Linked DNA regions of Homo sapiens: all the other regions are linked to region 1. A link is a loop called in an ENCODE intact Hi-C map of the cell type or tissue named here. Cell type or tissue: CD4-positive, alpha-beta T cell. All regions are shown on one strand. Each heading gives the region's core, and the rest is flanking DNA. Links, peaks and the distances in the headings are about the cores only. Region 1 holds the start of STAG2 (STAG2 cohesin complex component). Region 2 has its middle 27 kb from the start of XIAP. Region 3 holds the start of THOC2 (THO complex subunit 2). Region 4 overlaps TEX13D (TEX13 family member D). Region 5 overlaps STAG2 (STAG2 cohesin complex component).

Region 1 (6,337 bases), core at 832-5,831:
CAGGTGTGTGCCACCATGACCATCTAATTTTTTGTATTTTTAGTAGAGACGGAGTTTCCTTGTGTTAGCCAGGATGGTCTCGATCTCCTGACCTTGTGATCCGCCCGCCTCGGCCTCCCAAAGTACTGGGATTACAGGCGTGAGCCACCGCGCCCGGCCTAGCCATCTGTATTTCTTCTCCCACAAGTAGACTATATTCTTTGTCCACTTTTCTACTGGAGTTTTAAATTTTACCATATTGATTTTGACAGTTCTCCGTATCTTGAAGAAATTAGCTTTTTTCATCCATATAGCAAACATTTTCTCACAGTTTCTAGTTTATCTTTTGACTTTGTTTCTGGTGTCTTGGTATACATAATTTTTTAATTTCTGTGGACTTAAATTTATTTATCTACTTTTAGGTTTCTGGGTTTTATGTTTAGAATGGTGTTTAAAAATATAAAAAATGGGCTGGCGCGGTGGCTCACGCCTATAATCCCAGCCCTTTGGGAGGCCAGGCGGGCGGATCACGTGTGGTCGGGAGTTGAAGACCAGCCTGACCAACATGGAGAAACTCCATCTCTACTAAAAATACAAAAATTAGCTGGGCGTGGTGGCGCTTGCCTGTGATCCCAGCTTACTCAGGAGGCTGAGGCAGGAGAATCGCTTGAACCCTGGAGGTGGAGGTTGCAGTGAGCTGAGATCGCACCACTGCACTCCAGCTTGGGTGACAGAGCGAGAGTTTGTCTCAAAAAAAAAAAAAAAAAAGAAAATAAAATAAAATATAAAATATATATATATGCTGTCCAGAGGAGAAGACTATCTGGAAAACCTAATTTATAATCAGAAGTCTGTTCCATTTGCATGGAGTTAAAGCAAAGAGATCTGTGGGATGTTTTAGTCCGTCTATGGTAAACCTGGAGGATTATCTTTGTTGTACTGTGGCATATGAATTTCTTGTGACCAGAACATTTCTGCATCAAATAGTGTCTTGCCTTTTATATAGTATCAGAGGTTTGTAAGTTTTAACTATTCAACTCTCCTTTTTCACTATTTCTTATTAGGCACCCAAAGCTTCTGCCTTTACAATATTATCTCATAAAGGACATGTTACAAACAAGATTAAAATTATTTTCCATCAGTTATTTCATTTTTCATTATTTCATATTTCGTTTGATGGCATTTTCTCCCTTTGTCCTCACATTCAAAGGGTGAATTGTTTATATTTTTCAGTACCCCATGAAATAAACTCCACTTCTTATGATAGGACTGGGGCACCTAGCATTCTGTACATATTGAAGTCTTGATAAGTATTTTTTTGAAAGAGCTCTAACAAAAAAAATGGTTACTGTAAAATATTCTTAAATATTAGTAAAAATTTGCTACAACATTTATTTCTGATGTTATACCAGTTTGTTATTAATCTTCAGTGGTATTTTTCACAAAATCAGAGCTAATTTGCTAAACAGAAGAACTTTTCAGTTTTGTTCTAAGCATAAAATTGTTTAAAATCTCAGTTGCTACATAGATAATTAACTGAGAATACAAATTTATAAAATAGATAAAAAACTATTTGTACCATGTACCATAAATGTGATGTTTGGAGCAGAAAATCAGTAGTTTTCAGCTAATACTAAGACAGGAAATCATTTAATATCAATTGAGATTAAATTGGCACAATTGAACTAAATTAATGTAAAAATGACTTGGTACACGGCCCAATTTTTCTATTACTTCAAGTGGAATTTTGCATTAACTTATATAACTCTGTAAATTTTCCACTACTCTCTATTTAATGTTCTAGCTGCATCATTCTGTAACTTGAATCTATTAAAAACTGTATAGCATTCTACCAAAGATGGTCTATAAAAGAAATGGAAATTTATTTTGAATAGTATTCCACTCTCCAGAGCTTTAGAGGTAAGTAAAAATGTCTCAGATTTTACTTCTTGTTATTGATATTCAGATGTTTCTGTTTAACTTTTATTGTCCAGTTGATTAAATATACTATAACTCTTTTTGTAAAGTTGCAGAAAAAACAATAAGCACAGAGGATGGGAGAGAAACTAACAAGAGATATGGAAGGAATATAATTTAAGGACTGAAAATAATCGTTATATTACATTAGGAATGTTTCAGAAGTGATATCGGGGTGAAAGCTTCATGATTTACACGGGGCTCACCCTATTTCTCAGTTGGAAAATTTGTTTTGTTATTAATACGTTTTATTTCTTTTCTTCTAATTGAAATGTAATTTAATATTTAAGAAATATTTTAACCAAAATTTCAAAAATGGAACAGAAACGAAGACTTCTTAAGCAAACACTATTTTATGAATCTACGAACTTCTATAACAGCAATGGAGACACTGCAATAGGTCACTTCTTCCTGTCCAAGGAAAAAGCGGCGCTTTGGAGGGGATAGGCCCTCCTCGAGTTTTTCTCCCCCGAGTAAAGAGCTCTTGGCGGTCAAAGGTCCAATACACTGGATTCGAAACAAACAAAAAAAAAGGGTGACAAAGATTTTAGTTAACAGGGGTCGGAGGAGCAGAAAGGGTCTTTTCGCACTTCAAACATCTTGGGGGAGGGATGGGAAGGCAGGATGCGAAGTAACCTAAATTCCCAACCATTTCGCGTGGTTGCACCCGCCCAGGAAGGCAGTGGATGCGCGGGGGAGGCGGGGTAGGTCCCCCTCCACTCCTTTTGCCCAAATTTCGATTTCCCTCCACTTCGCTCGGTCCTATCTCTTCCCCCGCCCCGAGAGTGGCGAACAAATTGGTCGAGCGCCCGGCCTAGCCTAGTAGTCCAGTTCTTTAGGACTCCTAGAACCTGGAGATACAGACCACGTTTTCTCGGAGACGGGACCAGTGGGCTGTAAAGCAAAACAATTTTTCTTTCTTTTCCAGGGCTAGGTCTTACTGGTAGAGAATCAGCTCGCTCTCTCTCCACACCCGAAGCAAAAAGCAAAACAAAACCAACCCGTATTCCGCCCCCGATCTAGCCCAAGTAGCTCCATTAAACCATTTAGGATCAGGTGCCAGAGTTAAGCGACTTGGGTTCTTTTGGTGGGAAGGGGTAGGGACAAGGGGGCATCGAAGGTACGGGAACTAGGGCCACAGGCCCCTCACAGGGGTGTGTCAGAAGAGGGGACTTCGAAGGGTGATGCCCGACTGGGCTGCCACCTTAGCGCCTCGCGAGGGGCGGAGGGGCCCGGGGAACGAGTCCCGGAGCGAACCCAGCCAGCCTCTGGATTCCCACGGCCCAGGGCTCCGCCGGACATTCCTACCGCCCTCCCCTCGACACCCCACTAAAGACAGAAGAACCGCGGCTCGATCGGGTCCGCGGCGGAAGCGCGGCCAAACGAATGAGTAAGTCAGGCGCGGGCACGGCACCTTGTTTACCCCACTCGGCGGCGCGCCCCTGCGGGCGCCTGGTTTGCGGGCGGCGTCGGAGACGCTGAACCCGGGAGTCAGTCGGCCACGATTGGTCGGTGACTGGGAGGAGGACGCTGGGTGGGAGGGCTGGGAGCCAGGCGTTGCAGTGGCAACTCTCTGCCGCTAGATGCCGCTCCCTCCCAACGGGAGCCGGGCGCGGGTTCGTGGCCGACAGATGGCGCCTGCGCGTTCCATTCGCCTCCAAGTCGCCGAAGAGCGAACACCCCAAACAATCCCGAAGCGCCACCAAAAAAAAAAAAAAAAAAAAAAAAAAAAAAAAAAAAAAAAAGAAAAAAAACCCCGCCGGATCCGACCGCCACTTTCAAAACCCCCCACCGCTCTAGAACCGCGGGAGCTTCCGTCCCTGAGTAGAATTCGAGGGTGTAAAGAAGAGGAAGGGGAAAAATATCTTGTACCAGCCCAGGGGTGAAGAAGCCCCCGGCCTGAGAAAGAAGGAGGAGTGGGGGAGGCGAACAGTCTCGTTGCTGCCTCTGTGTACGCTGAGGGGGGAGGTAAGTTATAAAATGGCGGAGGCGAAGCTTCTAGAAGTTTGGAGGGGCACCCGGAGGGCGCTTGGCCCACCGTGAGGTGTGTATGATTGAAACAGGGCGAGAGAGAGGAGTTGGGAGGGAAAGAGGTTGGGCACTCTGTTGCCATTGAATTTCCCCTCTGCTTTCTTCGCCCCCATGGGGGGCAGCCATGGAACGGGGGGCAGAGTCCAGGCGGGAGGATCTTTCTCGCCCCCGCGGCGCCCCCCGCCCTCCTTTCTCCCTTCTCCCCCCAAGTCGCTACCCCAACACTTCCAAGGAACTTCCAGCCCCCCTTCCTCCCTACCTCCTACTCCTAGAGTGGCTTTCTACCGCAGGGCTCTTCTTTTCGACTACCCTCGCTGAAGATTTTCTCTTCCTTCCCTCGCCCAACTCTCCCTCGGGGCCTCTACGGAGACCCCCCCCCCCCATGGGTGGCCCAAAATGGAGAACGCGGAGCAGCGCAAGATGGAGGCTCCGCTTCTCTGTGTAGCAGTAGATTTAGGTTCCTTTTCTCCGGCAGGCTCCTAAGCCTAGGAGAGCCCGAACTGGAGGTGGGGTGGGGTGCGAGCCGTAGTCGGGGGAGGAAAGCCGGGAGGCTGTGGTTGGGGTGGGGGAGAGCGCGGTGTCGCGGTGAGGGGAAGGCAGAGAGCAAAATGGTGGTGCTGGGAACCTAGGGGGGAGGGGAGAAAGGAGGCTCAGTTGTGTATATTTGGGCCTCGGACCGAGGGAGGCGAGGGAAAATCTACTCTGATCACACCCCTCCCTCGTGCCCCCTCCCTTCTCCCTTCCCCTCCTCCCTTCCCTCCCTCCCCCCTCCCTCCCTCTCTTCCTCCCTTCCTAGAGAGGGAACAACATTCATGTGACGGGCCCCTCTGCTTCTCCCCCGCCCCATCATCTCCAGCGCGTGGTGGGGGAACTGCTGGGGAAGGCGATTGGCATCGATCTCTCCATCCCTTCCGAGGCCCGACTTCGGTCAGTTTTCTTCGGGCAACAATTTTCTAAATTGGCTGGGGTCTGGCGGTGTTGGCCCCCGCGCGCAGACCTTGCCCCGAAGGGGGCCCTGCCTGCCTGGCATGGGCGGAGGGGGGAAGGGCGGGAGTGGAAGGCTGTTTGTTGGGGGGTTTTGGCGCCACTTTTGTTTTAGTTTTAGTGCTGCTTTTCATTCCCACCCCCACCCGCACTGTCTTTCTCAAGGCACGAACTGAGCTGATCCTTGCCCCAGGTAGGCAGCCTGTGCGTTTTCACTCCACACTTTTATTCTTGCTCGGGGTCGACTTTCTTTTTTCTTCTCCCCTGGATCCGGAGATCTGCGGACGGCGATTTTGGGACGAAAAGGGTCGGATGGGCCGTGGGAGAGAGAAGGTGTGGGAAACAGCATCAAGTAGTTCCGCAAAACTTTGAGCCCCGTTCCCATTTTCTTTTGGCCTAGAATTGTGAACGTATTGTTGATTTCGGCCTTTTTTTCCCCCCGTCGCGAGAATGTCTTGTTTTGCCTTTAGTTTTTTATAAACCGCTGTACTTTCGACATTTAGTTTCCGCTCCCCCTTGGTGCATATGTCATTTTATTTTTAATCCTTAACTGTAATGGGTTATCGTGTGATTTTCGTGCTTCAGTGCTCGGCTTTAATTTTTAATATTGTATTAGTAGTTTCATCCGGTTTGTGAGACTTTCTCTTCCGTGGCCTAGAATGTTTTTTATGTTGTTGCCTACCACCCCTCTTCCCTCTCCCTCCTTCTTTCTCTTGGATGTAGTTTTTAAATTGAGGGCCATGGTGTTGGATTAAATGGTAATTTACAGTTTACATGATATATCTATTGGAAACTTTTGATCTGTAAGGTTAGATTTAAAGTAAACGAGGCGCTTGTGTTGGTTTGCAATGGTTCCTTAAAATGCGCGGGCCACCCCCTTCTCCCACCATAAAGCCCCATCTTCCCTTCACACTGGAGTGTAAATTCCATACCCCTTTTCTCCCACGGACCGCCGTATTTCGCAGCAGCCACACCCTGTATTTGTCTCTGTGGATTGGACTCATTATCAGCTTAATTTAGTGACTCTTAAACCACCATGATGGGACTTGCTTAAGCACGAAGCTTCTTTTCCTGTTTAGTCCTAGTGGTTAGTGTCGAAAGAGGAATCATCGAGGTTTCTTGATGAAACCTAGTGCGGTCCAACCTCTGCCTTTTTTTCTGTTGTCTTTTTTCCTACTCCGGGCTGTTGGCGGTGTCAGCACCGCTGCTGGGGGCGGGGGTGGAGGGGAGAAAGAGTCGGGTTACCGAAGTGCGTCATTCCTGGCTCTAGCAGGGCCTGCTCGGGAGCTGCTGGTGTTTGTTACTGTCCTCGCAGCACTTTTCTGCCAACCTTCTCTCTCTGCGTATTGGTTAGGAGCAAAAGCAG
Region 2 (6,337 bases), core at 422-5,421, 130 kb before region 1:
CCCCGGAGGCGGAGGTTGCAGTGAGCTGAGATCATGCCACTGCACTCTAGCCTGGGCAAGAGTGAGACTCTGTTTCAAAAAGAAAGAAATTCTAATCATACTGCCTGGATTCCATACAAAGTCAGTTTCTCAATGGATAACCCTTAACATCCAACTCTGGAAAGGAATAGCCTTTGGGTCTAAGGCAGCCTCCTAGCTAGCAAATGGTTTGCCAGGATAGCAAATGGTTTGCCAGGATCCATGCATCACTTAAAACCCACAGCTTAAGGTTATATGCATGATGGAACTTGAATGTATTCCTTGAACTTTTGTAGCTTACTGGTTACTCTTTGCTCAGATCTCAGTTCCTGTTTGTTCACTCATCCCTTGCTGAGTGCCCCACGCCACACGCCGCACCATCTACTCCACCCACACCATTTTCCAGTTACTGAACCTTGCCCAACCCTTGTCGGTTGCCATGACTACTTCCATGCTAAGTCAGGACTGACTTCTCCGCCAGGAGCTTTTTTTTTTTTTTTTTTTTTTTTTGAGGCAGAGTCTCACTCTGTCGCCAGGCTGGAGTGCAGTGGCACGATCTCGGTTCACTGCAACCTCCGCCTCCCAGGTTCAAGCGATTCTCCTGCCTCAGCCTCCCAAGTAGCTGGAATAACAGACGCGGGCCACCACTCCCAGCTAATTTTTTTTGTATTTTTAGTAGAGATGGGGTTTCACCATGTCGGTCAGGCTGGTCTTGAACTCCAGACCTTGTGATCCGCTCCCCTCAGCCTCCCAAAGTGCTGGGATTAGAGGCGTGAGCCACCGCACCTGGCCCCACCGGGAGCTTTTTTTTAATTTAATTTTATTTTTTTGAGACGGAGTTTCGCTCTTGTTGCCCAGGCTGGAGTGCAGTGACGTGATCTTGGCTCACTGCAACCTCCGCCTCCCGGGTTCAAGCGATTCTCCTGCCTCAGTCTCCCAAGTAACTAGGATTACAGGCATGTGCCACCGCACCCGGCTAATTTTGTATTTTTAGTAGAGACAAGGTTTCTCCATGTTGGTCAGGCTGCTCTGGAACTCCTGACCTCAGGTGATCCACCCGCCTCGGCCTCCCAAAGTGCTGAGATTACAGGCACGAGCCACCGCGCCTGGCCCACTGGAGCTTTTTAAAACTCCTATATATTGAGACACACACTATACTAAATGCATCACATCCCTATCTCATTGAATGCTCACAACCTTATGAAGCATGAATTACCCCTTTGCTTTCAGCCAATGGTCATGCCTTCCATAATGTGGGAAAGAATGAGCCCATCCAACATAAGCTTCCCTAATTCCTCTCTTATCCATCTCAACCTTTCTCTGGAAGTTTTCTGCTTCACTTCATTTTCTCCAATTGTGAAAAAATATCAACTAGACAGAGACAGAAATAAAGAGGCATCTGAGAGACAGACATAGTCAGTCCATGGTCTCAAGAAGAACAGACCTTTTTTTTTGAGACGGAGTTTCACTTTTGTCACCTAGGCTGGAGTGCAATGGCGTGATCTCGGCTCACTGCAACCTCCACCTCCAGAGTTCAAGCGATTCAACTACCTCAGCCTCCCGAGTAGCTGGGATTACAGGTGCCCGCCACCACACCTGGCTAATTTTTGTATTTTTAGTAGAGATGGGGTTTCGCCATGTTGGCCAGGCTGGTCTCAAACTCCTGACCTCAGGTAATCCACCTTAGGTGCTGGGATTACAGGCATGAGCCACCATGCCCGGCCAGATGGCTTTGATTTTATCTTTGCAACCACCATTCCTATCCTGATGACTCCAGACCCCTCCCTGATAAGTTTCAAAATAATGGCTCCAAATGTCCCATCTCCCACCACAGCTGCCCTTGCCTCAGCTTTGAGGAAAGCATACCACACTCTTCTTTACGTTCTATCACATTTGGTCACTGGCTGAGAGAAGCCCCTCGGATCATCTATCCTTTCCCTTCCTTTCATCTCCACACTGTTCTGTTTCCTCCCCAACACAAATCCACAATGCACCTCTCCCTCTCAGATTTTTCCACTGCACCATAGGGAATTCTCATTCAAAGATAGACAAACTCCTTTCCATGGAAACGTTCCCACTTTCTAGCTCTAAATGAAACATTGCTCTCTCCTCAAGACACCACTGCCCTGCATCTCCCTCCAGGGGAGGCCACACATTTATTCATTTTCTACATATTACAAGACCCAGAAGGCGGGCGTGGTGGTTCACGCCCATAATCCCAGCACTTTGGGAGGCGAAGGCAGGCGGATCTCTTGAGATCAGTTTGAGACCAGCCTAGCCAAAATGGCGAAACCCCGTCTCTACTAAAAATACAAAAATTAGCCAGGCATCATGGCTTATGCCTGTAGTCCCAGCTACTCGGGAGTCTGAAGCAGGGGAATCACTTGAACCTGGGAGGTGGAGGCTGCAGTGAGCTGAGATTGCACCACTGCACTCCAGTCTGGGCAACAGAGCGAGACTCTGTCAAAAAAAAAAAAAAAAAAGACCCAGAGGTAGGGTTGGTATGCTCTTACTACTCTGTCACTATTTCTAAGCTGTAACTCTTCCAACATTGCGTCTTTGAAGTTCATGTCACCCAGTTTTTCTTCTTCATTGCAGTCATCTAACAACCTACTGGCCAGCCTCTCACTGGATATATTGCCACCTGTATCACAGTCTTCCTCTACTAAATTGGCCATCAACCTGGATGACTTCAGTGTTCTTATCAATAAACATCCATCTTGGGCACTTAATGTCTAGGTTGGGGAGTCTAAGATGGCAGCATTTGAACAGCCTTTGCTGACTTAACCTTCTGGTTTCTTGGTGGTTTCTCATTATAAAAGCACTGCATTTGAACAGAGACTCAGCCTTGTGGTGTCCGGTATAGAGAATCGAGGATGGTGTCAGTTCTAAAAAAAAATCTGAATTTTTTTTCAGCAGCTGACTAGATATCTAAGTATCTTATATGGGGAATTGTCTGGGAAAGGTGTTTAAGCAAGAGTTGCAGCAGACAGTCTAGGCTTATCTAGCAAGAATGTATTCAAATCAGCTCTATTACAAAGGGATGACATTGAATTAAAGTTCCATGATGTTGATAAATAAAACAATATTTCATCAAATATTTCCTGAGAGCCTACTACATGCTAGGTACTGTCCCAGAAGCTGAGGACAAAGGAGAAAGAAAAGAAGACATTATCCCATTGCTCAAATTAGTTTATAACTGTTTAACATAAATCATCCAAATATCAAGTAGAGGTAATGATACCCACTCCACAGGGTAACATTGTTTTGAGTTTTAAATGAGAGCATTAATGTACAGCAAATAGCTCAATGTATACATGGTCAGTAAATGGTAAAGGCATGGGGCTATTATGAATTCTCTGCACCTCCCAAATATGACCACCAGGTGTCAGCCTCCCCTAGCCAAACCCTACCAGGTGAAGGGTGTCCAGGTTGTCTATCCTCTCCAACACTAGAGGAAAGAGCAAAGGATCTTGGTGCGACGATTTACCCTTCACCTACTGCTGTTCTGAGCTACTTAGGTGCACAAATATCAGCACCGATTTTTTTTTGAGATGGAGTTTCGCTCTTGTTGCCCAGGCTGGAGTGCAATGGCGTGATCTCGGCTCATTGCAACCTCCGCCTCCCAGATTCAAGCGATTCTCCTGTGTCAGCCTTCCGAGTAGCTGGGACTTCAGGCGTGTGCCACCATGCCCAGCTAATTTTTTTGTATTTTTTAGTAGAGACGGGGGCGGGGGGGTTCGCCATGTTGGCCAAGCTGGTCTCGAACTCCTGACCTCAGGTGATCCACCCGCCTCGGCCTCTCAAAGTGCTGGGATGACAGGCGTGAGGCACCTCACCCAGCCCAGAAATATCTTAGTACCTATTTTAGGTGAGAACTTGCCTGCCTACAGACTAAACCCAGTTGTGCAGTCTCCCTAGACATGGAAATTTGGAAATGTCCAAGATAAGGTCAAGGAAAAACAGAAAAAGAACGTTCAAGGCAAAGAAGAGCAAAAAAGTGGAATCAGGAAAAAGCCAGGGAGAGAATGAAATAGGAGGAGGAAAGAAGAGATTTAGAGAGAGGAAAAGATAAAACTTTTCTTACTCAGTCACCTCTCCAGGGCCTCACCAAAAGCTGTGCCAAAGCCCTTTCATTTAAGCCACCAGCAACCTGAAACCCCCACCTCCCAGGCTCCTGCCACAGGTCAAATCCCTTTTTAATCCTTGTAATCCCACTGATTCTCTAGCTGGCTTTCTCTTGGATATATTTCAGAGAGGAGCTTTAGAGTCCCTGGCAAAGAACTCATCATTCATTTTTGGCCCATGTAATTTCTACTTTATATATGAGCTTCCATCTTTTCCAGACTTCCCTGTTCTCCCCATTAGAAACTATATTTCCATTTTTTGAGAGACACTTTTCCCCCACTTACAATAGCCTCTTTCACTTTGCTAGTTCACCAAGCTGCAGGTTTTATTTCCCAAGTGCATAGTATTTTTTATCATTGGCATACATTTTTTTCAGGCTTCCAAAAAGTATTTTTAAAGTAGTCCACAGGCTTCCTGTGGGTTATTGACTTTTTGAATGTTAGTCTTAATTTGTCCTAATGTCTAGTAACATGTGGCATACCCAAACAGGAGTAAGCCTTGTTCGGACACCATCCTGAAGCAGGATTGTTGACTCAGTCTGCTCTCTTTGGGCAGAAACCTGGCTGTAACTGAGTTAGGCCCATCCACCGGTTAAGAGCTCTTTACTTCACACAGAACAGATCTTTGCTCAGGAATTTCTAAAGAAAACCAGAAGGAGGCCAGGCGCCATGGCTCACGCCTGTAATCCCAGCAATTTGGGAGGCCAAGGAGGGTGGATCACTTGAGGTCAGGAGTTTGAGACCAGCCTGGCCAACATGGTGAAACCCCTTCTCTACTAAAAAAATACGAAAATTAGCTGGGTGTGGTGGTGTGCTATGCCTGCAATCCCAGCTACTCAGGAGACTGAGGCAGGAGAATCGCTTGAACCCGGGAGGCGGAGGTTGTGGTGAGCCAAGGTCACGCCACTGCACTCCAGCCTCGGTGACAGAGTGAGACTTTGTCTCAAAAAAAAAAAAATTAAAGCATATTGCAATTCACGTAAAGGCTAAATTTATGAACTAATGAACTACCGCTAATTCCTCCTCACTCTTAGCAAGAAATGGTTAAGGGAAGTGAAGCAATTTCTAGGACAACATAAGGATTCTAGGAATTTACAGCCAGTTACCTGAAAAGTCTGAACTTGGATTTCTTCCAAATAATGACCAATCCAGGTCATTGCCTGATCAATCACAAGAGGCCTGAGCCTACAAGGCCATGTCCCACCTCTCAACTCTCCCATGGGAGGCTGTCATGAGACAATTTCCCATCGGCTCTCAGGCTCTGATGAGGAATGGAGCTTTCTGCCTCACTCCCACATAATATAAAACTGCTTTTAAATATAATACATAAATAAAAATTTATAAAATGCACATTGTATAAATATTAAATATAAATTTATATAAATATATATCCTGCATACTATAAAGCTGCAGAACATAAAACCTCCAAGTGGTAGCTGTGAAGGGACTCCTCCCAAATACAATGTCCCACAACACACATTGCAGTCATCTGGCCCCTTTTTGCTTCATTGTCATGTTTTTTTGTTTGTTTTTGAGACAGATTCTCACTCTGTTGCCCAGATTGGAAATGCAATGGCGCAATCACAGCTTACTGAAGCCTTGAAATCCTGGGCTCAAGCAGTCCTTCTGCCTTAGCCTCCTGAGCAGTTGGAACCACAGGTGCCTGCCACCATGCCTAGCTAATTTTTATTTTATTTTTTGTAGTGACGGTGTCTCACTATGTTGCACAGGTTGTTCTTGAACTCCTGGGCTCAAGTGATCTTGCAGCCTTAGCCTCCCAAAGCACTGGGATTATAGGCATGAGCCACCGTGCCCAGCCAGTGTTGTATTTTTAGTGTTGGGGACAATGATTCACAGGGAGCTCTCACCTAGGTTTAGTCTTCTTTTTGCTGTCTAAGTAATAAAATGTCTAAATCTAGAATGACTCATTGTTTCTTTACCAACCAAATTAGTCAGCTCTTGGCCCTTGCCTTGCCTTTTTTTTCTTTGAGACAGAGTCTCCCTCTGTTGCCAGGCTGGAGTACAGTGGGGTGATCTTGGCTCACTGCAATCTCCGCCTCCCGGGTTCAAGCGATTCTCCTGCCTCAGCCTCCTGAGTAGCTGGGATTGCAGGCATAGTACGCCACCACACCCAGCTAATTTTCATATTTTTTTAGTAGAGACGAGGTTTCACCATGTTGGCCAGGCTGGTC
Region 3 (6,337 bases), core at 801-5,800, 230 kb before region 1:
CAGTTGCTGTTTTATATTTCAGAAGCTGTTTTCAGACAAAGGAAAAAGGTTTTTTGTAATATATTTGCACCACCACGTATTCTGCCTAGTAATATGAAAATGCTAACACCTATCTTTAGGAAGACACAAAAACTCCAAAGACATGCTATATGCAACAAAGTTTCATAGAGGGAAAACAGGTCAAATAAACTGAAACTAAGTACTGGATGGTGATGTGTTTAACTATTTAAAATAGCTTATTATGTTACACAATTTTAAATTCTCTTCCTGTAACAGAATGCAATCATAAAACTGACTATACTGATTTGGATCTACTATAATTCAATCCACATTCCACAAGTCATGCAATAACTACATACACGTAAGTTCTAATAACAGGTTTTTTTGCTGTTGTTTTTGGTTTGTTTTTGTTTGGGTTTTTGTTTTTTTTTTTTTTTTAAAGAGTTTCGCTCTTGTTACCCATGCTGGAGTGCAACAGCGCGATCTCCGCTCACCGCAACTTCCGCCTCCCAGATTCAAGCGATTCTCCCGCCTCAGCCTCCTGAGTAGCTGGGATTACAGGCATGTGCCACCACGCTCGGCAAATTTTGTACTTTTAGTAGAGATGGGGTTTCTCCATGTTGGTCAGGCTTGTCTGGAACTCCTGACCTCAGGTGATCCACCCGCCTCGGCCTCCCAATTTGCTGGGATTACAGGCGTGAGCCACCACGCTCGGCTTCTAATAACAGTTTTTAAGCAGCTCTTCAAACATAAGAACTATGACAGATAGCATGTATTATGTAAATATACATAATGTGAACCTAAAATTCCATTTTATCTAAGTATTTCGATCTCCTACATCACTTTTTCTCAAACCATTACCAGTCAGAAGCCAAGCAGAATTTCACCTTATAGCCCTAATACCACTCATGCTAAGGTGGCAGCAATAATAGTAAAACTGTTGGGAGGCCGAGGTGGGCGGATCACCAGGTCAGGAGATGGAGACCATCCTGGATAACACGGTGAAACTCCGTGTCTAGTAAAAATACAAAAAATTAGCCGGGCGTGGTAGCACGCGCCTGTAGTCCCAGCTACTCAGGAGGCTGAGACAGGAGAATCGCTTGAACGTGGGAGGCGGAGGTTACGGTGAGCCGAGATCGCGCCACTGCACTCCAGCCTGGGCGACAGAGCGAGACTCCGTCTCAAGGGGGAAAAAAAAAAGTAAAACTGTCAAAAAACAGTAGCTGAAAGGAGGAAGCTGAGCAATCTACAAACATAACAGCCCCTAAATAAATGAGCTGGCTTTGAAAGTAAACAAAACAATGAACTGCTTTTATCAGTTTTGGGGGATTACCCTAATATCGATGAAGATGATGGTCTGGCTGGGTAACTTCCCATCTTGCCTTCCCCAAACTTGATGGCTATTTGTCAACTAGCTATCAAACTTGACAGCTATTTGTTAACTAGCACATACGAGGATTTGTAAAATGTTCATTATAGTTAAAAACGAAGATTTATCAAATAGCCTTCTCTGACAATTAATAAACCAATAAGCATTCTAAGCATAGGCTGGGGGGGCGGGGCATGTGTTAAACCAAAAGAAATATGAGACATAGTCCCTATATTTCAAAGGCCTCCCAATTCATTACAGTGCAAGAATAAACACACATGAATAAGTCAGAGACCAATTAATTGCTAACCTGAGTGGTACAGACTTTAAGTGCATGAGCTGTCCTGAGAAGTTTAAATATCTAAAGGTTGGAATAATATTACTTTTAATAGCTATCACTTGAGCACTTACTATAAGCCAAGTGCTTTACAGGCATTATTTAGTCTTCACAACAATCCTTTGAGTAGAGTACTTATTATTCCCAATTTACTCAAGGGGAAACAGTCCAAGTGGTTAAGGAACTTACCCAAGGTCACTCAGCTACTTAAGTGGCTAAGACAGCCGCTTATTTAGGGAATTCTAGAGCTCACACTGTTAAGACTTCATACAGCAGTGCGGGGGGTGCGGGGGAGGAAGCCACATAGGCTGGCACTATTACAAGCGCGGGATCCGGCAACGCGTTCCTCGTGTTTCGTTCCAAGTAACGAAGTTACAAAGATTTGAATCTTTAGCATGAGCCACGGTAAACTGGCTACTAGAAATGGAGAGGGGTGGGCAAGGACGACAAAAATGGCTAACGAGGGTTAATTTCATCCAGGGTTGAGCTTTAGCATCTAAAAGCGACCCAGAGAAGGAAATGAGATGTTATTAATATTTGTTCTTATATCTGAGGTTTGCTTTGCTGCTTAAACGACTCCTTCCAGGGGAAGGGGAGGAGGGAGCGCTCTAACGTGGGGGCGAGAAGACTAGGGGTATGGCAAATTACTGTTTTCGGTGTTACGGGGGAAAGTTTCACGACTAAAGGAAACGCGTTATCCTAGGTACTGGAGAAGCTTGGAGAGCTGCCAGAATTAGTTGCAGTCCCAGGATAAAATGGGGTTTAGGGAACATTTAATGACGAAAGTTGAATCCAACCCGAAATAGCTCTAAGGTGAAAAGACGGAGCAAAGAAATGTCGGTGGTTCTTCAGGGAAAGCGGCAATCCCTGCCACACTTCCCCACGGCGCTACGCGAGGCCGGGACAGTCGAGAGACCGCTCCCCGGGAGGGCGAGAGGTGCCAAACCGGGTTCTTCGCGGCGCCCCGGGCTTCGCGGCAGCGGGCGAAGAGGAGGGGAGGGGAATCCGGGACGGTTCGCCCTCCTTGGACTTCAGGCAGAGGAGGCGCCAAGCTCCAAACTGCGGAGTCCAACGGGTGCAGAGTGAAGAAATGGCACAGAGAGAGATGGAAAGTCCGAATTGCCCCGGCTCAGCCCCATAAAGATAAAGGAGCCAAGTGAGATCAAGCGAAGAGGGGGACACAAAAAGAGACCAAGAGGGAGCGCGGAGACCTGCAGGGGCGGAATAAGAGTTCTACTAAGAGGCTAAAGGAAGCCGAGCTACCGCAGGCAGTAGCGATTTCTGGGAGGCCAGGGAAGGAAGGAGGTCCGCGGCGGTAAACAGCACCTCTCCCCGAGTTCGAAACTCCTAGACGACCATCCACGCCCGCCGCCCGGGTGGGGGAGGGGGTACATCTTTCCCCCTCAACCTCCCACTACAGGTGAGAGTGCAGCTGACGCCCTGGCCCGGCCCGGCAGTGCGCCTGCCTCCGGCCCGAACACTCACAATTCGCCTCTCCCTGATTTCTCCCAGTTCTTTATCCACTCTGCGGGAACCACCACAGCCGCGGCCGCCATCTTCCTCTCACTAGTAGCAGAAGCCCGGATGTGTAGCACGCGAGCGAAGGGTCAAAGGGGAGCACCGCCCACGAGGAATGCCGGGAGCTGAGAGTTCGTTTTTCGATTTCCCGCCCCACTTTCCTCTCCACCCAGCGGAAACCCGAGGCAAGGCAGCCAACGACGTGGAGACTCGCGGGCCCCTTTGCGAGGTTACTACACGGGTTGCGCCCTCCGAAGTCTTCGGCCTTACTTCCCATTAGAACAGAGAAATGCCATCCACAGGCCAACAAGTAGACTTCATCTTCTTCCGTAATATCTACCCCTAACCACTAATACAAACACGCATTTTTCAAGCACCTAATATGTGCTAGACACTGGGAATAGAGAAATAATAGTCTTTGGGAAAGCCATAAATATAAGCAAATAAATTACATTACGCCCTGCTGACTGCTGAGATAAAAGAAAATAATCGGGTCCCTCTCCTTCTCCCTCTCCCTCTCCCGTCTCCCTCTCCCGTCTCCCTCTCCCCACGGTCTCCCTCTCCCTCTCTTTCCACAGTCTCCCTCTGATGCCGAGCCAAAGCTGGACTGTACTGCCATCTCGGCTCACTGCAACCTCCCTGCCTGATTCTCCTGCCTCAGCCTGCCGAGTGCCTGCGATTGCAGGTGCGCGCCGCCACGCCTGACTGTTTTTCGTATTTTTTTGGTGGAGACGGGGTTTCGCTGTGTTGGCCGGGCTGGTCTCCAGCTCCTAACCGCGAGTGATCCGCCAGCCTCGGCCTCCCGAGGTGCCGGGATTGCAGACGGAGTCTCGTTCACTCAGTGCTCAATGGTGCCCAGGCTGGGGTGCAGTGGCGTGATCTCGGCTCGCTGCAACCTCCACCTCCCAGCCGCCTGCCTTGGCCTCCCAAAGTGCCGAGATTGCAGCCTTTGCCCGGCCGCCACCCCGTCTGGGAAGTGAGGAGCCTCTCTGCCTGGCCGCCCATCGTCTGGGATGTGAGGAGCCCCTCTGCCTGGCTGCCCAGTCTGGAAAGTGAGGAGCGTCTCTGCCCGGCCGCCATCCTGTCTAGGAAGTGAGGAGCGTCTCTGCCCGGCTGCCCATCGTCTGGGATGAAGTGAGGAGCGTCTCTGCCTGGCCGCCCATCGTCTGAGATGTGGGGAGTGCCTCTGCCCCGCCGCCCCGTCTGGGATGTGAGGAGCGCCTCTGCCCGGCCGCGACCCCGTCTGGGAGGTGAAGAGCGTCTCTGCCCGGCCGCCCCGTCTGAGAAGTGAGGAGACCCTCCGCCCGGCAGCCGCCCCGTCTGAGAGGTGAAGAGCGTCTCCGCCCGGCCGGCCGCCCCGTCCGGGAGGGAGGTGGGGGGGTCGGCCCCCCGCCCGGCCGGCCGCCCCGTCCGGGAGGTGACGGGCGCCTCTGCCCGGCCGCCGCTACTGGGAAGTGAGGAGCCCCTCTGCCCGGCCACCACCCGGTCTGGGAGGTGTACCCAACAGCTCATTGAGAACGGGCCATGATGACAATGGCGGTTTTGTGGAATAGAAAAGGGGGAAAGGTGGGGAAAAGATTGAGAAATCGGATGGTTGCTGTGTCTGTGTAGAAAGAGGTAGACATGGGAGACTTTTCATTTTGTTCTGTACTAAGAAAAATTCTTCTGCCTTGGGATCCTGTTGATCTATGACCTTACCCCCAACCCTGCGCTCTCTGAAACATGTGCTGTGTCCACTCAGGGTTAAATGGATTAAGGGCGGTGCAAGATGGGCTTTGTTAAACAGATGCTTGAAGGCGGCAGGCTCGTTAAGAGTCATTACCACTCCCTAGTCTCAAGTACCCAGGGACACAAACACTGCAGAAGGCCGCAGGGTCCTCTGCCTAGGAAAACCAGAGATCTTTGTTCACTTGTTTATCTGCTGACCTTCCCTCCACTATTGTCCTATGACCCTGCCAAATCCCCCTCTGCGAGAAACACCCAAGAATGATCAATAAAAAAAAAAAAAAAAGTCAACAGAAAAAAAAAAAAAAAAAAGGAAGGAAAACTTTCCAGAAGAGAGATGTGTCTAGCACAAGAGAAGAGGAATAGTCCTGAGCCTGGAGGATTATTTTGCAGGAATCTCACAGGGCAGTTCCTAATGCAGGAGAATTAAAATAGGCTTTTCCTGGTGTATTTCTTGCAAACATTTTGGGCCAAGTGGCCTTCCCACACCCTCACATGAGCCTGCTTCCCTCCCACTCCTCTGTCATCAGGGCATTTCTGTTTAGGAACAGCAGGTCTAATATTGACTTAAATAAAGCAGACTTGACAGAAAAAAAAAAAAAAAGAAAGAAAGAAAATGTGGCACATATACACCATGGAATACTATGCAGCCATAAAAAATGATGAGTTCATGTCCTCTGTAGGGACATGGATGAAGCTGGAAACCATCATTCTCAGCAAACTATCACAAGGACAAAAAACCAAACACCTCATGTTCTCATTCATAGGTGGGAATTGAACAATGAGAACACTTGGACACAGGAAGGGGAACATCACACACCGGGGTCTGTTGTGGGGTGGGGGGCGATAGCATTAGGATATATACCTAATGTAAATGACGAGTTAATGGGTGCAACACACCAACATGGCCCATGTATACATATGTAACAAACCTGCACGTTGTGCACGTGTACCCTATAACTTAAAGTATAATAAAAAAATTAAAAAAAAAAAAAACACACGTTTGGCAGAAAATACAGACAATCCAAATGAAGAAATCCTACCCCACATATGAACTTTAGAGCTAGTATCTTCTAAATATGGCAAGTTTTGTCAAATGAACCAGGTTCATTTGCATTGAAAAACTATTTAAGTTATGTGCTGTATTCAGAACTGGTTCTGGGAAAATGCTCCATTGTTTATGATTGTTTTTCACCAGCTGTATCTAGTCTTCTAGTGTCCTGTCTCACTTTGAAATTCTAAAGCCACCCACTAGAAAATATCCACCTATTAACTTCAGTGATTTCTGCTTGTAAAAACCTTCTGCCGTTTTGAGGAGGATCAAATATAGAAGTGCCCTCTAATCTTTTCATGTTTCCTTATTATGGACAATTTAAAATGTATACAAA
Region 4 (6,337 bases), core at 864-5,863, 380 kb after region 1:
AAAATGGATTTCAAGGACAGACAGACAGACATAAGGGCTGTGGGCTATGGATGGTGTTTCTCTTGAGAGGACTAATTGGGTTAAAAATAAAACTGGACAGGGGCGAGCACTCTTGGGAATGCCCCTGGACCCTTCCTCTTTGGCGTGTTCTCTGCAGGCTCCCCCAAGGCAGCTGCTGCAAGGCAAGGAGGGATCCAGGGTAGAGCTCAGGGATGGTGGGTTAGATCTGCCTCCAGTCCAAGCTAAAGATGTCTTCAAGTTTCCCTGTAAGATCCCGCCCAGCTCACCAAAATCAACCTTTGTCAGGGGTTTTCTGATCCTAACTAGTAATAAAGAGTGTGCACTGGACTGCTGTGTCTTCTGTGTAGTGTGTATCTCAGGGCAAATTTTCTCAGAGGTGGAAGCTTAAATCTTCATCTTTCCTTCATCCCACTGAAGTTCAATCTCATTTACTACCGGAGGGGCCTTCCTCTTATGAGGAATTACCCAAGAATTGGGGGCACTTCTGTAGGACCTTCAATCCATCATGATTGTCCTTTCTATCCTCACAGTCCAAGTCCACATGGTCCCGTGAAGGTTAGCATATCTTCTGCTCCAGGGTGGTGGGGCAGGAGGGGTGAGTTGGGGAGGGTGCTTCTACCTAGGCTTGGAGCTCTGATGCCTGGAAGCCAGCCTTCTGTGTACCAAGAAGCCATTTCCCTGAGATCCTGTCTCCCTGAGGTCCCCTAATGTCCCATGAACAGAAACTTTCCTCCTGCATTTCTGCCTTCCAAGTCACTGTCCCCTCTCCCCTATGCATAATCCTATCAAGTTGTTTAGGATTCTGGAAAACAGCCAGGCTGTAGCCTGTCTGCTCACAAGACAAATGTTCCCTGAGGTGAAGGGGAGTGGAGGCTGGCTACCTGCTTGGTATGGGCACAGGAATGGGGACAGAGAACAAAAGTGACCTTGCCCCGCCAGCATTCTCACTTCCCTCAGAGTCATGATTACTGGGAGGTCCTTGGTTACTTTGGAGGGGAGCACTTCAGAGGAAGGGATCCATTAGGGATGTCAGACCCAAAGCTAGGTTTTCTGGATTGGGGGCTGGTTTTATGATACTCATGTGGGCTGATAGCTCCTTGGAATTTTGGGAAGATGGGATACAGATGAGACTTGGACATGTTTCAGCATAATCCATTTTCGTATACCAGCAGGTCATTCTAGATTTCACTATAGTTGTTTCTTTTATGGCTTCAAAATGGACTCTGTTGTTAATTGGCATGCTTTTAGGCCTTTATAAAAACAGACTCACCCTGTGTATAGCTTTTATATATTTTAATATGATTACACAGTCTTTCAGGGGCAACCTTTTTCAAAACAATATGAATCATTGAGGCTGTCAGATCACTACTCTCTTCCAGGCTGCATACATGCAAGAAAAGGCAGCAGGTTTCTGTGGCATAAACCTGGGCTTTGGAGACAGAGAAAACGAGTTCAACTACTTGATCTATTATTCAGTAGCTGTGTGACCCCAAAGAATTTACTGAATGTCTCTGAGCCCCACAAGTATTAGTTCCCTTTCTCTATCTTCAGGGTTCTGCTCTGGATCCTGTGGTCATGAGTGTATGAGATTATTAATCATAGTAAGAGCTACCATTAGAGTGCTTACTATGTGTTAGGTACTCTAAGGACATTGTCCCTTTTGATGACTGTAAGGTATTATAGGTACCCATATTAATAGTTTTCAAAGTGGGTACTATTGCCCCCAATTTACAGGTGTGGTAATACCCAAATTTGGGACTTAGTGAAGCCTGGCTTCAAAATGAAATTTTACTAGTTCCAATGTCTGTACTCTCCATCATATCACACCACCTAAGGTTTTACCCTTACTGAGGGATACATGTGCATTTTAACAGGGATCATAATACCTAAACCCAAAGAAATGACTGTGATGGAGGGAATTTGAGGTATAGTGGCAGTCTGGTGGTTGTGGAGCTGCTCTTTTAGAATATCTCAAATTTTGCCTGGGTGTGGTAGCTCAAGCCTATAATCCCAGCACTTTGGGAGGCCAAGGTGGGCAGATCACCTGAGGTCAGGAGTTCGAGACCAGCCTGACCAATATGGTGAAACCCCGTCTCTACTAAAAATAGAAAAATTAGCCGGGTGTAGTGGCATGTGCCTTTAGTCCCAGCTACTCAGGAGGCTGAGAGAGGAGAATTGCTGGAACCCGGGAGCTGGAGGTTGCAGTGAGCTGAGATCATGCTACCGCACTCTGGCCTGGGTAACAGAGCAAGACTCAGTCTCATAAAAAAAAAAAATTCCAAATTTTGGGATATGTGATCGATAACCCAGGCTGCCACTGAGTAGGGCCATTTATTGTCTTAGTCACCAAGACTGCAAAATAAGGGCAATGATTTAGGCAGTGGGCATGACTTGTGCTGATTCAGCAGACTGGACTTACGAAAAGTTTATATCTGAGTTTAGTATTAAGATAGGACACATCTTGACTGCTTACCTAAAGTCTGTCTGAATTATTCAGTTTTTGTTTTAAGTGAATAAGGTGGCAGCTGTATAAGTCCAATATACAGTATATATATATATATATTTTTTTTTTTTTCCAGTGAGGAAGGAGGGGAAAATTAGATTTTGAAAACTTCAGGCTCATGTTGCCAAACGGGGATGTTTTTTACATTATGGTGCTAAATCTACAACAGAATGGCAAAGAAACACATAACTTCCTTATCACATGCTTTGTAAAGACTCAACACGGAATGGTAGCGGCTGCTTCTTATGTGGTACAGGTGCTGCACAACACTCTTCAGTGGTTTCTTCACTTCTAGCATGTGATAGAGTCAGTGCATCCACTGGCACTAAAACTCACATACACTTAATGATACTCAACAGCCCTAGCCTGTGACCTTATGAGGTTGCTGTTGAACAGATTTTTCTCATTCTCTATACTGTTTATTCTTTGGTGTTTAAGAAAAGGGTTCAGAAATAGTGAAATAGACATAGTAAGTGTTGCTGCACTGGGTATTAATAATCCCAGGAGACCTAGCACAATTTTTTGAGCACAACTCCCTATTTGGTTCACTGTTGGAGGCACTCTCTTCAATGGACTTAAGAATTACTCTACTAGGTCAGATCCTGGTCCGTCTAGGCTAACTTCTCTGGGGCATAAAGCAATTGTGGAAAAGCACCATATCATCCTGAGTGATAATTTTAAAGGTAAGCAATGCCACTAGAAATCTCTAGCTTATTTTATTACTTTACACATCAAGTAAACAGCATTCATTCAAGGCAGGATTGTTATAAGCTGGGCAATATGCTTCACTCTGTGGAAGTGATCGTTATTACCCTCAGTGACCTTGTATTCTATTAGAAGAAATAAGGTAAATATGCACCAAACAGTTCGCAGTCTTTTCATCAATTGTTCCATCATATTTTTTTGCTTGTAGATGCCAGCTTTTAAAATATTCTGTATGCATGTCAAATGACATCAATTAATAAAAGATTGCTTGTTCATTTAAAATTAAGGAAACCTATATAACTATAAAGTTCTCTCATACAAATTCTTACCAAATATAATTCTAACCTAAAAGCAGCCACTTGCCATTTTTCATTTAGGATTTTGGTGAGGATTCAATGAATTCCATTATTATTATTATTACTATTATTATTATTATTATTACATGCAGCCTAATCCCAGCAAATGGACCATTTTACTAGGCTCTTTGTAAAATTGACAATACCTCAAAATCAATATTACCTTCTTAAAATTCTATGAACCTTGGGAACACAATTTCAGGAACAACCTCTGTAGAAAGCTAGTAGTTTTAATACATGTTAAATGCCAGTGAGTGCTAAAGGATTTTAGAGAAGTGCAGTATATACCATTTTGGGTTCCAAAGCTTCCATGATAGCCAGATGGTTCCGAATTGTGTCTGCAGTCTACAAAAAGGTTGCTAGGAAAATTGGCTTTGTTTTACTTCAAAATAATATGTGGTATTACAGCTTCACTTGAGACATTTTCCAGCACTTTGTTGCTTGTGTCTATATCTGCTATTTTAGATTTTACTCTTTATTCTGCACTACATTATAAAAATAATTTAACACAAGGCAGAAACCTACGATTACTTTTGTGGTAGGCAGCATTAAACCATACCCCAGTGTTTATAAAATGATGACAATGAGCTATCTGAGGATTTTGTCTGTAAGTAAAAGTTACAGGAGATTTAATCTCATTTATTTTTTGCTTGATATATATGTTTATTTTGATAGTTTCAGTGAACCATGTTGGTTCTAGGAAGGAAAAAGATTGGACAAGTATTGAAAATTTCATACCTTTACCACTACAATTCCTGATATCGTCTAGACAGTTTTGTAACTTCAGAACATTTATGACTTGCTTTGTAAAAGGCTCATAGTATTTAACTCCTCGCTGATCAATGATTCTAGCATTTTTTTCATGAAATATTTATTACTGAGAAGGAAAAGCAAAATAATGTCAATGTTGCATATGTAACTACAAAATGCATTTAGAAATTCACCACTAGCTGTTTTGTTTGCTGGGTTATAATATTTCATTTGCATTTATAAAACTGCTTAGGGAAATGTTTATAGTTCGCTTCATTCCATTCCTTCGCGAAATTTTGGTATTTGTGATGTATACATCAAAGTGGTCATCTGTGTTTGAAAACATCAGAGATTTCTTTAAAAATGTTCAGGCAAAAATATATAGACAAAATAAGAGTCTCTTGGACTTTAATCTTTTCGATTAAAGCTCCAGTGGTGGAATTTTATTCTTGAGCTTTCAAGAAAGAGAACAGATTTTTTAGATGAAAAGCCGCAGACTCATTTACAAAGACGTAATATTTTCTTGTGCTGATAGCATACCCTGAGGGCCCCCACCCAGGATAAAGAGAGGCGGAAAGAAGATTCTGTCGCGATCCAAAGGCAACTGGTTGATGAGGCCAAATAAGTACATGATGATTTATTTGTGTGTCAGGTGCCAAGGTGTGGGATGTGAAGAGTTATATCTATAAACCAAAATGAGGCAGACCACAGGGTAGACGTTGGTAAGTGATGAATGTGAAAGAAGTCAATGTCAGAAATGATATACTTCTTGAGGCAAATTAGAAGCCACATTCTCTGCAGAGGGTTCTCTCTATAAAGGGAAAAAAGAGGGGGAAAGGAAGGGAGCTAACTAGGTGCCAGGTACTCTTTTAGGTTCTGGGTGTGCTAAGAGGAATATGACATCATCTCTGTCTTCCGGGAGTTCACAGGCTAGTAGGAGAAAATAATATTGTGTATTTGTTAGGCTCCAGGCACACCGCATATACCATCACATCTATCTTCATGGAAAAAGATAAAAACTAATGAGGAGTGGCCTTCATTTGGTCTAGAAAACATTCAAAAAGGAGAATGGGGTGATAAGACCTTATCTGTGTATCCAGGTCTTCCCAGGAGAGAAAATATCCGTATCACTTTAAAAACAAAACAAAACAAACCAACCAAACCCAAACTACTCAGTGTTCTGTTACTTTGGATGGATGAGCTTATGATCCTGTTTCCAGACCCATAAACCCAGGAAACAAAACTTGACTGTGAACTGAAGACCCTTCCAAGACATAGTAAATAAAGAGAATGAGGCTAAAATAGTATATCTGATTTGATAAGACATATAGTTATATATAGACATGCTATGAGTCAGGGCATGGGACCAGTTGACACTTGAAATGTAAGAAGAATATTCTAGAAGTCCAGATTACAGTCGCTAGATAGGAGACTGAAGCCTGAGCAATCCAGTGCAGTGACCTCAGAATTAATGTTGGGAGGCAGAAGAGGATAGTGGTGAAGTGCACAGGCTCTGCAGTCAGTGGCCTGTGTTCATATCCTGGGCCTGACATTGACCAGTTGTGCCACCTTGAATAGGCTACCTAGGTTCTCTGGGTTTCAGTTTCTTTGTCGGTAAAATGAGACTAATAATAGTATTTGCTTCACAGGGTTGTTGATATAAATAAATGAGATAATACATTCAAAGTGCTTAGCAGGATGCCTGGAATATAGTATGCAGTTAACAAATATTAGCTGTTGCTATTATTCCGAGAATGAAACCTCAGAAGCATGCAGAGTTTCAGCTAGAATGAGGGAACTTCCTTTGAGTCACGAAGGAGGCAAAATTCGTGCAATAAAAAAAAAAAAACCTGTACACAGCAGACAGAAAGATAAAAACACTTTCCATCTCGAATAGATTGTGCGAGTTAGAATATAAGTTGAGTTAGATATGCCACTACTATGTCCCTAGAGCCCCATCCTTTCCTCTATCTCAGCTCTTGTTAAGTGAATTATAATTGTC
Region 5 (6,337 bases), core at 426-5,425, 58 kb after region 1:
TGATAGTAACTTTCCTGTTTGGATCAAATGTACTACTGCAGGAAGTAGTCTACCTTTTAGCATTCACAACCTCAAACTAAACAACAGACTTCTGTATGCTGTCTCCTGAGAAAGTACATAGGCCAATAAAAGGAACATACCTTTGGGTCTTGTTGTCAGGAGCCTGTAAGAAAGTTTATGTTCCCTGCTAATCTTGAGTAGGCAAACATAATAAAGGTAATTTTATGATAGAACTCAGAGTTTTTGTACATTTAATTTTATATGATTATAAACATGAAATATGAATAGATTTTAGCAGCATAGTTTTGTAATTCCTTAGGTAGCTTAGGTTTTTAAACAGTTTTTTTTTTCTCCTGAGGACAGTCTCACTCTATTGCCCAGACTGGAGTGCAGTGGCATGTTCTCAGCTCACTGTAGCCTTGACCTCCCAGGCTCAAGCGATCCTCCCACCTCAGCCTCTCAAGTAGCTGGGACTATAGGCACGCGCCACCATGCCCAGCTAGTAGTTCACGTTTTAACAGAGTACATTAAAAACTGAATTTCCCCTTCATAATTTCCTTTTTTGTACTAACAATAAGATTGTAAATAAAAAATTAAAAAATTACCCACCTTGATTTGTTACTGTATTCCTTTGCTTCTTTTTTGTTGTTATTATGTCTGTTTACCCACATTGGTACACAGTCATAAATAGTTTCAGTGTATGAATATTACATTAATTACATTGATGTACTATCAGTGGTACTTGGTTGGATGAATTTTTAGTATTTAGAAGCTTTAAAAATCCTATTTCACTAGAATAGGGAGTTGGCCAGGTCAATAATTTTTTCTGTGTCTATCAGACCTTGACACAACATTTTTTTCTTTTAAAATTATATGTACCTGTCTGGGCGCAGTGGCTCACACCTGTAATCTCAGTACTCTGGGAGGTTGAGGTGGACAGATTGCTTGACCCTGGGAGTTCAAGACTAGCCTGGGCAACATGGTGAAACCCTGTTTCTACAAAATACACAAAAATTAGCTGGGCATGGTGGTGCTCGCCTATAGTCTATGGATAATTGGACATTTTGGTAATTCCTAATTTTAAGTGTTTGTATTATAGTGATGGTGGCATTTTAGAAGGGTGTATACATTTCCTGGATGTGATCCTTACATATAGAAGTATGTGACCCTTTTGGGAGGAGTGTTAAGGGTATGGCATGTGGTGTGTGAATTTGCCAGCTTTTAGCAGTTGAATATTTCTGCATTTTTAGTGAGAGAATTAACATACCAGCTACTTAAGTGTTCCCCTCCCCTGTGCTCTCCAGTAATATATTATTAATATATGGATTCTGGGGAACCTTGTTAGTGATGGCTTTGTTGGTAGCTTTTCATTTTTTTGTCTTGAGACCACTTGGGATTGAATTAAATACCTTTTTTTTTTTATGGAGATGGAGTCTCACTCTGTTGCCCAGGCTGGATTGCAGTGGTGTGTTCTCGGCTCACTGCAACCTCCGCTTCCCGGGTTCAAGCGATTCTCCTGCCTCAGCCTCCCGAGTAGCTGGGACTATAGGTGCACACCACTGTGCCCAGCTAATTTTTGTATTTTTGTTTTAGAGACGAGGTTTCATCATGTTGGCCAGACTGGTCCTGAACCCCTGACCTCGTGATCTGCCCGCCTCAGCCTCCCAAAGTGTTTGGATTACAGGCGTGAGCCACCGTGCCTGGCCCCTAAATTAAAGACCTTTAAAACAGTAATTATTTTGGGGGGAAAAAAATTAAATCATATCAAAGCAAGATATTAGGATGTTTTGTGTGTGCTTTTATTTTGTTGGGGGGTACTTTTGATGAATGTAGGAAGTCATTCTTTTTTTGGAGTTGCAAAGATTCAAGCATCATCATAATTTTTACTTGCTTGTATTAATGTGCTATAGTAATAGGTATCTGACAGGTGTTTCTTGTTATTGAATTTAACTTGTAATCTAAACTTTGAGTAACAGCCCATAAATATATACTAATTATGGATAACCTGAGAAGTTACGGTGATTAAGTTTCAGCTTTTAGGTCTGTTTATATTAAAAGCAGTGTTACTTGAATTTAATATTTAGAATTAGAAATAACGCGATCATCTGTTACTTTTTAATCTAATAATTAATAGCCTTTAATGGCAGCTCACTATACATGTGAACTTAAGCAAGTAGTTTTACTTTAATATATATTGTTTAGCTTATCTACAAATGGGATTGCCTGGTTTTCAGTAAGGAAAAGCAGAAGCTAGTTGTTGCTGGATAGGTTTTTTTCCCAGAAGGAAAATAGTGATTGAGACTTAATGCAAATTTTATTTCTATGCTTTATCCTCCAAAGCTGTTAGAATGTTAACTCTTTTATAGTAGGTATAGAGAATTGTTACATATGATGAAAACCTCAAAAGTTTTTTCTAGACACTAGGAGAGAGCTCCACCTTGTGATCTTGGAGCATATTTTTTAAAAAGTTAATAACCCGCAATAGTGCAGAAATTGTTTGGTGAGTTTGATTTTTAAACTGATACTTTTCTTTGAGCATTACATGTTTTTATAGTTTTGGGTTACCCAGCTGAAGTCAAATGGTATTAAGCACATTTGAAGATACTCTGAATTTGTTAATGTAAGTCTGTGGGGGAAACACATTGGATGGATGGATGGATGGATGGATGGATGGATGGATGGACAGACGGACGGATGGATGGATAGATGGATGGATTGACAGAGTCTTACCCCATTGCCCAGGCTGGAGTGCAATGGTGTGATCATGGCTCACTGCAGCTTCTACCTCCTGGGCTCAAGCAATCTTCCTGCCTCAGCCTCCCAAGTAGCTAGGTCTATAGGTGTGTGCCATCATGCCCGGCTGATTTTTTGATTTTTTGTTGAGATACGGTCTCACTGTGTTGTCCAGGCTGGTCTCGAACTCCTGGGTTTAAGCCATTCTCCAACCTCATCCTCCCAAAGCGCTGGGATTGTAGGTGTGAGCCATCATGCATGGCCTGCAAATTGTATTTATATGCAGCTGTAGACATTTAAAATAAAGATGTAAACATTCTCAGCTCTTCCTGTAGATTAAAGTTTACATTTAGAAACTACTAATCCCAACTCATCCGTTGGGTTCCTTCCCTTCTAAATTACAAAGCAATTTTAATATTTGTAATTTTTTGTTGAGCTATGATGAACTGTTTTTATGGCAAATAAGTCATTTAGAGAATGACTAGCAAACACTCGGATACATGGAATTTAGCACTCTTTTTTTTTTTTTTTTTTTTTTATTTAAGATGGAGTCTCGCTCTGTCACCCAGGCTGGAGTGCAGTGGCGCAGTCTTGGCTCACTGCAAGCTCCACCTTCCGGGTTCACGCCATTCTCCTGCCTCAGCCTCTGGAGTAGCTGGGACTACAGGCGCCTGCCACCACGCCTGGCTAATTTTTTGTATTTTTAGTAGAGATGGGGTTTCACCATGTTATCCAGGATGGTCTCCCTGACCTTATGATCCGCCTGCCTTGGCCTCCCAAAGTGCTGGGATTACAGGCGTGAGCCACCGCGCCCGGCCAGCATTCTTATATTTAATAATAATAAGTGGCAAGTAGGTACCTTCTCGTAGAAATAATAATCACATTTCTTAACAGGTATTAAGGACAAGGATCATTGTTCTCCTGTTCACTGTTGTATTCTCATTGCCCAGCACTACATTTGGCACATGGTGGATACTTTCACTTGGTTGGATGAATTTTCAACATTTAGAGACTTTAAAAAAATCTTATTTCACTAGGATAGGGAATTGGCCAGTTCAATAATTTTTCTATCAGACCCTGACACAACTTTTTTTTTCTTTTAAAAATATATGTACCTGGCTGGGCGCAGTGGCTCACGCCTGTAATCTCAGCACTTTGGGAGGCTAAGGTGGGTGAATTGCTTGAGCCCAGGAGTTCAAGACTAACCTGAGCAGCATGGTGAAACCCTGTCTCTACAAAATAAGAAAAAATTAGCTGGGCCATGGTAGTGTGTGCCTATAGTCCCAGCTACTTGGGAGGCTGAGATGGGAGGATCACTTGAGCCTGGGGAGGTCAAGGCTGTAGTGAGTTGTGATTGCGCCACTGCACTCCAGTGCGGGTGACAGAGTAAGACCTTGTCTGTCTGTCTCTATTTTTTATATACGTATAATACGCACATGCGCGCATCTATCTTGTCTTGAGAGATACATCTTACATCTTTGATTTTGCTTTTGTGTTTGCTTTGGTTTCTAATTACAAAGTACATGTTAGTATAGCCTATGCTTTGCAAAATAATTTGGCCTGGGAATGCTTCTTTCTTTTACAGTAGAAATTAATTTTGTGCTATTTAGAAGAATCCAGTATATCGCACAATATTCATTTTATTTAGTATTCTCTGCTTCTCAGAGATGATGCATTCTTTATATTCATCACCTGTGATTCCTTAGGTGACTGTATTTACGAACTACCTTTAAAGTGTGCTTAGAAATTATATTGAAGGAAAGCAGCAACTTTGGTTTTGATGAAATGCTCAGAGACGCAGACAGATACAGCAAGGATCACATGACCTTTTTTATTTTCATCTTGCCGTCTAGATGACCTGACCTGTTCATTAGAATTTATTAGTTCTGTGCCTCTCCAGTTCCTTTAAAAGAAACAAAATGATTTTCTTTTATAAATAAGTTAGCATTTTAGGAGGTGAATGTGTATCTTACATATGATGACAAACTTCAGAAAAGAAAAAATTAGCCAGATGTGGTGAGTACCTATAGTCCTAGCTACTCAGAAAGCTGAGGTAGAAGGATCTCTTGAGCCCTGAAGTTTGAGGCTGCAGTGAGCTATGATTTGTGCCACTGCACTCCAGCCTGGGTGACAGAGTAAGCCCTGTCTCAACGAAAATAAGATTTTAAAATTTATGTATGTATGTATGTTTGAGACAGAGTCTCGCTTTGTCACCCAGGCTGGAGTGCAGTGGCATGATCTCAGCTTGCTTCAGCCTCCCGAGTAGCTGGGACTACAGGTGTGCACCAACACACGAGGCTAATTTTTGTATTTTTAGTAGAGACAGGGTTTCGCCATGTTGGCCAGGCTGGTCTGGAACTCCTCACCTCAAGTGACCTGCCCGCCTTGGCCTCCCAAAGTGCTGGGATTACAGGCGTGAGCCACTGCGCCTGGCTGAAAACAAGATTTTAAAATCTGAGTATCTTTCAGAAAAAAAATAAAGTGGTGGTATATGTTATTTGATTATTCAGGATTTAATTTGTGGATTATTCATTCTTGTTTCTCCTATTGCCTCATTTGTTATTTTGCTGTTCACAAAACATAAAATTAATATTTTTCTGTTTTAGCTTAAGTAAGCTAGGAAATACAATGTTTTGAACTTTGTATATTAATTAAATATTAGTAACCATTGATGATGTTTTCTAGAGAGATAAAATTACCAAGACAAATTGAGCTGTTTCTTGTGTGATATCTAACCTACTGGGAGAAGTCATTAGGAGTTTGTCAGTATGTTATATTTGAGCATTTAATATTAATTGGATATGTTTAATCTTACCTGCTTTTTCTTTAGGTGGCCACCGAGTACTAAATTCACTTGGGAATAAAAGAAAAACATAAGAAAATTATAAGAGAAAGGTACACATAAGACTAAGAGCTTTAGACTTTAGCTTCAGCCTGTTTTCTCCTTCCTTGTTTGCTTTTAGGTCATTTTCTTCATTTAGGAAATGCATCCTTGACTTTCAAAACATAGACATAATACCCTTTCTGTCTGCCATTTTTACATGTACTTTGGTCAAAAATGGCATTCATTTGTTGTTCGTATGAAATTATTGGCATTTAAATTGATCGTAAGTTCCTTGAGGGAGAGGAATAGATCAGATCTAACATTTTTTCCCCCTTCTCTTCTCAACAAAGTTTGTTATTATCATGAAGTGGTTATTTATTTAATAAGCCAGGCTTTGGACTGTATGTTTCCAGGGCAGGAAAATCTGTTTTAAAGTTATATCTTAGGTTTTTTTTATTAGCTCCTTTTAACTGTATGTGCATGATACCAGCAAAAGGTTGTATTTTCAGGCATCTCATATTATGGTTTAAAGTTCTCATAGGGATTTCAGGACCAGTAAGAGTCATATCCTGTTTCTATTTAGGATGTATTAATATATATATAAAGCCAGGCGGAGAATCACAAGAAAATTTAAAAACAATTGTTTTATAAGCTTCTTTTTCCCCTATGTGTTATTACTGTGGGGCTGCGAGTGTTACAACAAGTCCATATCTAGATTAAGCAGTCAAGGTCAGGCACGGTGGCTCATGCCTGTAATCCCAGCACTTTGGGAGGCCGAGG

What was found. Hi-C counts contacts between places; a loop is a spot of excess contacts. Peaks named below come from ENCODE experiments on the same cell type or tissue, not always from the same donor. Only the 100,000 strongest peaks of a DNase experiment are listed, where the experiment ranks them.
Region 2: a loop joins it to region 1, with 5 times the contacts of the local background. A loop is called at or near these places in 39 of 110 quality-filtered maps.
Region 3: it touches region 1 in a loop (6-fold over the local background); 7 of 110 quality-filtered maps call a loop at or near these places.
Region 4: a loop joins it to region 1, with 4 times the contacts of the local background. A loop is called at or near these places in 8 of 110 quality-filtered maps.
Region 5: a loop joins it to region 1, with 9 times the contacts of the local background. A loop is called at or near these places in 42 of 110 quality-filtered maps.

The regions. Positions count from the first base shown.
Region 1 is chrX:123,956,943-123,963,279 of GRCh38, forward strand. STAG2 (STAG2 cohesin complex component) reads left to right here and starts at 4,764. Exons shown (of 35, transcript NM_001042750.2): 1 at 4,764-4,914. It overlaps STAG2-AS1 (STAG2 antisense RNA 1), which reads right to left and starts at 4,399. Exons shown (of 2, transcript NR_130770.1): 1 at 4,247-4,399; 2 at 2,291-2,463. RefSeq lists enhancers at 2,730-3,645, 3,174-3,363, 4,344-4,393, 5,822-5,921, 6,012-6,271 and a silencer at 4,714-4,853. In CD4-positive, alpha-beta T cell, for the core only: a CTCF peak has its summit at 3,558 (motif pointing right); DNase peaks (open chromatin) are centred at 3,439, 4,609 and 5,079; H3K4me3 peaks cover 3,495 bases; H3K27ac peaks cover 3,081 bases.
Region 2 is chrX:123,830,142-123,836,478 of GRCh38, forward strand. No RefSeq gene overlaps it. Among named protein-coding and RNA genes, the nearest start is that of XIAP, 27 kb to the right of the region's middle. In CD4-positive, alpha-beta T cell, for the core only: a CTCF peak has its summit at 3,392 (motif pointing right); a DNase peak (open chromatin) is centred at 3,420.
Region 3 is chrX:123,729,761-123,736,097 of GRCh38, forward strand. THOC2 (THO complex subunit 2) reads right to left here and starts at 3,292. Exons shown (of 39, transcript NM_001081550.2): 1 at 3,192-3,292. The coding sequence starts at 3,262. RefSeq lists an enhancer at 3,228-3,307. In CD4-positive, alpha-beta T cell, for the core only: no CTCF peak of the experiment used is centred there; a DNase peak (open chromatin) is centred at 3,331; H3K4me3 peaks cover 2,097 bases.
Region 4 is chrX:124,336,516-124,342,852 of GRCh38, forward strand. TEX13D (TEX13 family member D) reads left to right here. Exons shown (of 1, transcript NM_001355534.2): 1 at 1-348. Among named protein-coding and RNA genes, the nearest start is that of SH2D1A, 6.9 kb to the right of the region's middle. In CD4-positive, alpha-beta T cell, for the core only: no CTCF peak of the experiment used is centred there; a DNase peak (open chromatin) is centred at 2,776; H3K4me3 peaks cover 155 bases; H3K27ac peaks cover 898 bases.
Region 5 is chrX:124,015,804-124,022,140 of GRCh38, forward strand. It overlaps STAG2 (STAG2 cohesin complex component), which reads left to right. Exons shown (of 35, transcript NM_001042750.2): 2 at 5,564-5,628. Among named protein-coding and RNA genes, the nearest start is that of STAG2, 57 kb to the left of the region's middle. In CD4-positive, alpha-beta T cell, for the core only: a CTCF peak has its summit at 2,428 (motif pointing left); no DNase peak of the experiment used is centred there.